Regions from separate parts of the Homo sapiens genome. Here region 1 is linked to region 2. Evidence: chromatin contacts called from ENCODE Hi-C data. All regions are on one chromosome and are shown on one strand. Each heading gives the region's core, a stretch centred on a gene start or an enhancer-like site at or near the end of the contact. The rest is flanking DNA. Distances are from core to core; before and after follow the strand shown. Region 1 holds the start of RAB3A (RAB3A, member RAS oncogene family). Region 2 overlaps CRLF1 (cytokine receptor like factor 1).

Region 1 (3,401 bases), core at 205-2,704, 390 kb after region 2:
CTATAGTCCGAGTGGGGGAGGAGGGAGCAAACATGTTACCCTAAAAAGAAAAAATAAATTTCCCAAATGTAAACGGTGCGGGGACGTGGGGGTGGGCGTCCCAGTACTCCCAGGGCACTGGGGGCGGGCTGGGGACTGGGTTGGCGGCGGCTGGGCCTCGAGGCGCTAAGTTATTCTGGTCTCTCGGCGCCTCCGCAGCTGGCGAGCTTTTTATAAACAGGACGAGTCACCCCCCGCCACACACACACGCTCCAGCCCCGCCTACTGGGAGGGGTGGGGGGAGAATCTAGGGGATCAGGACTCTCCTGGGGGCCACACACCCCTGGAGGGTTTGAAAGCTGGAGTAGGGGGAGCAGGAGACCCAAAGTGGGGGCTGGGGTTTCGGGCTCCTCCTCCCTCCCCAAATTCTGACTTCCTTCCCTAAAGATTTGGAGGAATAAAAGATGGACCATCTTAGCTCCCAAAAGGCTCCATCCTCTGAGTTTTGCTTTCCCAGGATGGAGGGAGGGGGTCTCCCAGCCCCCGGGTCTTTGAATCCGAGCTTTGAAGAGCTGGAGGCTTCGGCTCGTGCCCTCCCTGTTTCCCGGGGCATTTACCGCAGGCTTTAAGGGGTTTCCGGGACAGGTCGCTTCTCTGTCCCTGCTAAACCTTTTCTTCGAATTTTCTTCTTGATGACGGGGCGCAGGGAGGGGAGGGGGTTCCCAGAGAGTCCATCAGCCCCTTCCTCCTTTTCTGGGAATGGTGGGGAGGGGAGGCTCTCTTGACCTCTACTTCTTTCTTTTCAAACCTCAGAAACGGGGGAGGGGTGGAGTCTTTACTAGCCCCTCCCTCAGTGGGGGGGTCTTACGCCTCGGGAATGGGACAGGGGTCCCTCTTGACTCCTGTTTATTCTTTGGTATTTATTTTGAACCCCATATATGTGAGGGTATAAAACATCTCTTGGGCCTCGATTTTTCTTTTCTGCAATTGGGAGTCAGGGGCATTTAACAGGGGTCACAGCACCTTGGACTAGACGGTGGCCTCAAGAGTCCCCTACCTGGGGTGGGTGCGGGCGGGTAAGGGAACCGCCCCTCGAAGACCGGGGCTCAGCCAAGGCCTCAGCCTCTCGGCCCTTCAATCTCCCAGATGCCACCATTGGACAAGAGGAGGGCGTAGACAATCTCTGATTGGCTACTTCGCCCGTCGCTCGAGAGCTTAAGCCAGTGAGAGAACGCTGAGGGGCCCCGCCTCCCCGAGGCGGACAGGAGGCGGACGAGAGGCGGAGTCGGCCCCCGCGCCGCTCCCGCCCCTACTGGATGCACACGCTAGGCCCCGCCCCATTTGCACGTCAATCTGCTCAGGAGCCCTGCCCCATCTGGCTCTGCGTGCGTCAATGGGCCACATCTCTACGCGCGGCTCCGCCTCCGGATGGCGTCACGGACTTATCTACATGTGAGGCTCCGCCCCTCCCTTTGCAGGACGTCACGGAGGACTGCAGGGGCCTGAGCCGCTGCTGCCGCCGCCGCCGCGCAGCCCCACATCAACGCACCGGGGTCCTGTCACCGCCACCGCCAAAAAAGTCACCGCCGCTAGGGTCGCCGTTGCATCGGTGCAGGGCAAGGTGAGCTCCTGGGCGGCCGGGTGTGCTCAGGCTCCGAGCACCTGCATAACCTTCATTTGACTGATGGGCTGATGGAGGTGGGGGACGAGGTTGACTAGGGTTGAATGGGGGGAAGGATGCGGCGGTCGCGAGGCTGGGAATGGGTAGGGCCCGGGCGCCCCACTCCTGCCTGATCCTCACCACTAACCCCCCCAACCCCCCTGCTCTGCGGCGGAGGGGGAGGGGAGCCGAGCTCCTTGCGGGAAGCTGTGCGCGCGGGAGGCTTTTGCGTGCGCGTGCGCGTGGTGTGCACACGCGTGTGCGCGCCTGCCTGTGTCAGCGGGTCTGTGTGCACCCTTGCTTGTGTACCTGGATATGCTCGTGTGACGCCGTGGGGGTCTGGGCCTAAGTGTGTGAGCGTTGCACGCGCGTGGAGAAAGACGTGTGGACCGCCTGTGCAGGTATGGCCCGTGCATACAAGCACGGGGATCCGTGTCCGTGTGGGTGATGTGCACACGCCTGCATGGGTGGAGGGGCCTGTGCGCACGGGTGGTTTGCACATTTCTATAGGCGAGTCGGTGTGCAAACAGGTGTCTGTGTCTTTGTCCTGTGCACCTCAGTGCGTTCACACACTCCTGTATGTACGGATGAGCGTGTTTGAGGCTGTGTGCACGTGAGCGTGTGCATGCCCCTCCTGTATCATGTGATGCAGCGGCCTTGGCCGGAGCTCTCCGGCCTGGAGGTTTGCGGGGAGCGGGGGCTGCAGATGCGCGTCCTCGAGGGACCATGCACGCGGTGCACGTGGGGCCGCGCGGCCGGGTTCTGAGGACCATGAAAGATTGATGGGGGGCGGAGCCAGCCGCAGTCACCCCCTCCGGGCTCAGCCCTGGGTTTAGGGTTACAGCCCCACCTGGGGCACCTGCCCCTTGAAGGGGGCTGCTGGGGTGTCCCCATCGGCAACCCTCTGAGCCCCTCCTCTGAAACGCCCAGGATTTCAAGGTCACAGGCTGCCCTCTGCTGGGGGCACCACCAATTAATACTGGGGCTCCTGATGGGATAAGGGTGTCCTCCATACACCGGCCGTTTTCTGGAGCCCTTGCCATCTTCTGCCTGGGCTTGGGCACATGAGGATGGAGAGAGCCCCCCTCACGGCTCTGCTACACCCGGTATCCCCAGATGGCATCCGCCACAGACTCGCGCTATGGGCAGAAGGAGTCCTCGGATCAGAACTTCGACTACATGTTCAAGATTCTCATCATCGGCAACAGCAGCGTGGGCAAGACGTCCTTCCTCTTCCGCTATGCTGACGACTCGTTCACGCCTGCCTTCGTCAGCACCGTGGGCATCGACTTCAAGGTCAAGACCATCTATCGCAACGACAAGAGGATCAAGCTGCAGATCTGGGTGGGTCCCAGCTGGAGGGCTCCCGCCCGGCTCGGTTGGATTCCCGTACTTGGAAAAGCAGCCCCAACCTCGTCTATCTCTTTCCTGACTGGAGTCATTCACTTACACACTGGGCATTTATCAGTAAGGTGCCCACTGTGTACCGGGGCAGAAACAGCACCTGTGTTCTCCCATAAGCACCTAATCCTGGTCCCTCAGTTTCCCCATCTTCAAGTTCTTCCATGTATGAGGTTTCAGCTGGATCTTGGTCCCCATTCTCTTTTTTTGTTTGTTTTTTGAGACAGGGTGGTCTTGCTCTGTCCCCTAGGCTGGAATGCAGTTACGTGATCACGGCTCTCTGCAGCCTCGACTTCCCAGGCTCAAACCATTCTTCCACCTGAGCCTCCTGAGTAGCTAGGACCACGGGCTTCTACCACCA
Region 2 (3,200 bases), core at 305-2,804:
AGTTTGAGACCCCTGCTTCTAAGGCCAATGGGCTGCCAACTCCCACTTTGATGGGCCTCAATTTCTCCTTCTGATCAAGGCAGGGGGATGGGAATGATTAGGTGCCTAGGTCTGCTTCCTCTTGCTGTCTGGGATTTCTCCGGGTCCACAGGCCTCTAGTCTCTCTTTTGTGAAATGAAACGAAAGCTGTTACTTGGAATGTCTGGCCTCCGTTTCCCCATCTGGAAGGTGGGGTCGAGAATCCCACTTGCCTTGGGCTGTTATGAGGGTTGGATGACATAATTTGTGGCAAGTGCCCACATGGTGGGTGCCACCTAAGTGTTTGCAGGCAGTTGGCATGGAGGTACTTATTGTCCCATCCCCCCAGGGTTTCACTGCAAGGGAGGCCGCTTTTTCTCAGGTGAGGACACTGAGGCTCTAGGAGGTCACACAGGTCTAAACTTAGTTCACCGGGAAGACCAAGCTCACTCTGGCTCGTGAGATGATAGGGAAACTGAGGCCCAGAGAGGGTCCCAGAGCTAGGGAGGGGTAGAGTCAGGCTCCAGCCAGCTCCCCAGCCCCTATCCTGGGCCCCTCCAGGTTCAGGGGTGGGCGGGAGCAAGCGCAGCCGGGAGGGGCCTGAGCCTTGGCCCCTGCTCGTGCCCGGCACCTGCGATTCTTGCACAGGAGCCAGCAGGCCGCTGCGTCCGCAGGGGAGGCTGGGGAGGCCGGGGAAGGCCAGCAGGGGCGGCGGGGGCCGGGGCCGTGCCAGGGCCTGTCAGCGGGTCCCCGGCTTTATTTATGACGTGAGGCCGATGTCCTTATCCGCCGGCCTGCTGGGGGCTGGCTGCAGCCGGCAGCTGGACCGACAGGCAGGCCTCCCACCTGGCCCTCCTGGCCCACTCCCTGTCCCATGGGCCCATGCTGGGGACAGTCCCATGGGGTCATCTTGCACTCGGTCTCCCTTCATCTGTCACTCTTCCTCTGTGTCTCTGTCTCGATCTCTTTGTCCCTATGTCCCCAGGGTTTCTGTCCTACCCTGATCAGGCCCTTTCCTCCTGGGCTGACACCCTTGGCTTTCACCCACCCTGCGTCTCCATCTCTCCATCCCTGGCCCCGGCTCTCTCATCCGTGCGTCTTTCTCCCTTTCTCTTTTTCGGCCCCCTGCTCTGTCTGTCTATCTCTATGTCTCATCCCCCCGGCTCTGGCCTCTCTCATTCTCCCCTCCCCCCACTCCACTCGCACCTGGCTCAGGCCACAGGAATCGGGTTCCTGGAGGAGATGTGGAGGAGGAGCCCCTTCCTTCCCCCTCCCCCCCACCTCCCCAGGGGCGCAGCCGGGCCAGGGGCGCAGCTGGGCTGCTGTGCAGGGCCGCGGGGAGGACTCGGTCCTTGAGAAACGGGGAGGGAGGTTCCCCGAGGGGAGCATGGTCCCGCCGCGCCGGGGTCTCCCCTCTCCTGCCCGCGCGCACCCCCTGCCGGGCGCGCTCTGACACTGCCGCTCCGCCCACCACCAGAGCGCCCGGGCCCGGGCGGCGGGGCGTGCGAACCGCGGGGCGGAGAGCCGAGCTCGGGGCCGGTGCGGCGCGAGCTCAAGCAGTTCCTGGGCTGGCTCAAGAAGCACGCGTACTGCTCCAACCTCAGCTTCCGCCTCTACGACCAGTGGCGAGCCTGGATGCAGAAGTCGCACAAGACCCGCAACCAGGTAGGAAGGAGGGACCCTCGGGCGTGGGGGTGGGGACAGGGAGCTGGGGGGGCCCAGAAAACAGGGGAGGGGGAAGACAGCAGGCTGTGGACGCAGGTCTGCAGCCCCCACGACACCTCTGCCTTCCTTCCAAGCACAGGACGAGGGGATCCTGCCCTCGGGCAGACGGGGCACGGCGAGAGGTAAGGTGGGCCTGAATGGGTGGGCGGGAGGGAGCAAGGGGAGGGCCCCTTCCGGTGGCTGCAGGTCTTGTTCACACCCCCACGCCTCCCAACCCCAGCCTTAGAGTCGCTGAGATGGAATCCGTCCTCTTCCTTTGTTATTCATCAGCATTTACTTAGCACTTACTGTATAACTGGCATTGTCTCCTTTAGCCTAAGAACATTCAATGCCCTGAAAATGTCCGAAGTGGAATCTCCTCCGAAATGAATGAACATACTCACCCTAGTTAGCACGCATGGGCGCCTACTGCATACTGGCTCCGCGCCAAGTGCTTTACCTGCAGCTCAGATAGCCTCGCCAAGGCCCGGAGAGGGGCAGGACCCTGCCCAAAGTCACACAGCCAGAAGCGGTGGGGACAGGACACGAATGAAGCCTCCTTCAGTGGCTCTGTGGTGCGGCCCTCTCCTGGACTCCCTGCTTAGCTTGGCTTCCCCTCTGCCTGCAGGTCCTGCCAGATAAGCTGTAGGGGCTCAGGCCACCCTCCCTGCCACGTGGAGACGCAGAGGCCGAACCCAAACTGGGGCCACCTCTGTACCCTCACTTCAGGGCACCTGAGCCACCCTCAGCAGGAGCTGGGGTGGCCCCTGAGCTCCAACGGCCATAACAGCTCTGACTCCCACGTGAGGCCACCTTTGGGTGCACCCCAGTGGGTGTGTGTGTGTGTGTGAGGGTTGGTTGAGTTGCCTAGAACCCCTGCCAGGGCTGGGGGTGAGAAGGGGAGTCATTACTCCCCATTACCTAGGGCCCCTCCAAAAGAGTCCTTTTAAATAAATGAGCTATTTAGGTGCTGTGATTGTGAAGGTGAGTTTGGGGCCTGCCTGGCCTGGGGTGGGGGCTGTGAGATTTGAGGGGAATGTGAGGCGTCTTAATGACCCTTTGAGATTAGAATTTTCACCTCCCAGGACTTCAGACTGTCTATCCAGTATTTGCAAGGTCTGATTCTGAACTCCTTGGAGAATGTGATTCAAAATACCTGAGCTGGCTGGCTGCAAAGGCTCATGCCTGTAATCCCAGAACTTTAGGAGGCCAAGCTGGGAGCACTGCTCAAGGCCAGGAGTTGGGGACCAGCCTGGGCAACAAAGGGAGACCTCATCTCTACTAAAAGCAAAAAATTGGCCAGGCGCCATGGCTCACGCCTGTAATCCCGCCACTTTGGGAGGTTGACATGGGTGGACCACATGAGGTCAGGAGTTCAAGACCAGCCTGACCAACATGGAGAAACCCCGTCTCTACTAAAAATACAAAATTAGCTGGGCGTGGTGGTGCATGCCTGTGATCCCAACTACTCAGGAGGC

The links. A loop is a pair of places that touch in the nucleus more often than their neighbours do. Pooled maps may share reads with other maps.
Region 1: a pooled map shows a loop between it and region 2 (2.7-fold over the local background). The contact joins the promoter of RAB3A here to the enhancer-like site in region 2. A Hi-C loop is called at or near these places in 1 of 168 maps with a recorded cell type or tissue (CD8-positive, alpha-beta T cell) and 8 of 50 pooled maps.

What each region holds. Positions count from the first base shown.
Region 1 is chr19:18,202,095-18,205,495 of GRCh38, reverse strand. It overlaps RAB3A (RAB3A, member RAS oncogene family), which reads left to right and starts at 1,454. Exons shown (of 5, transcript NM_002866.5): 1 at 1,454-1,600; 2 at 2,756-2,983. The coding sequence starts at 2,756. It overlaps LOC102725254 (a long non-coding RNA gene), which reads right to left and starts at 766. Exons shown (of 2, transcript NR_134910.1): 1 at 597-766; 2 at 1-40. RefSeq lists silencers at 103-162, 1,048-1,437 and enhancers at 818-917, 1,103-1,397, 1,430-2,212.
Region 2 is chr19:18,592,730-18,595,929 of GRCh38, reverse strand. It overlaps CRLF1 (cytokine receptor like factor 1), which reads left to right. Exons shown (of 9, transcript NM_004750.5): 7 at 1,496-1,683; 8 at 1,823-1,865; 9 at 2,351-2,693. The coding sequence ends at 2,364. Among named protein-coding and RNA genes, the nearest start is that of REX1BD, 5.5 kb to the right of the region's middle. RefSeq lists silencers at 1,240-1,629, 1,650-1,739 and an enhancer at 2,373-2,874. Within about 2 kb of position 1,554, at least 10 of the 41 ENCODE cell types and tissues checked have a DNase peak (open chromatin) inside an H3K27ac peak, as active enhancers do.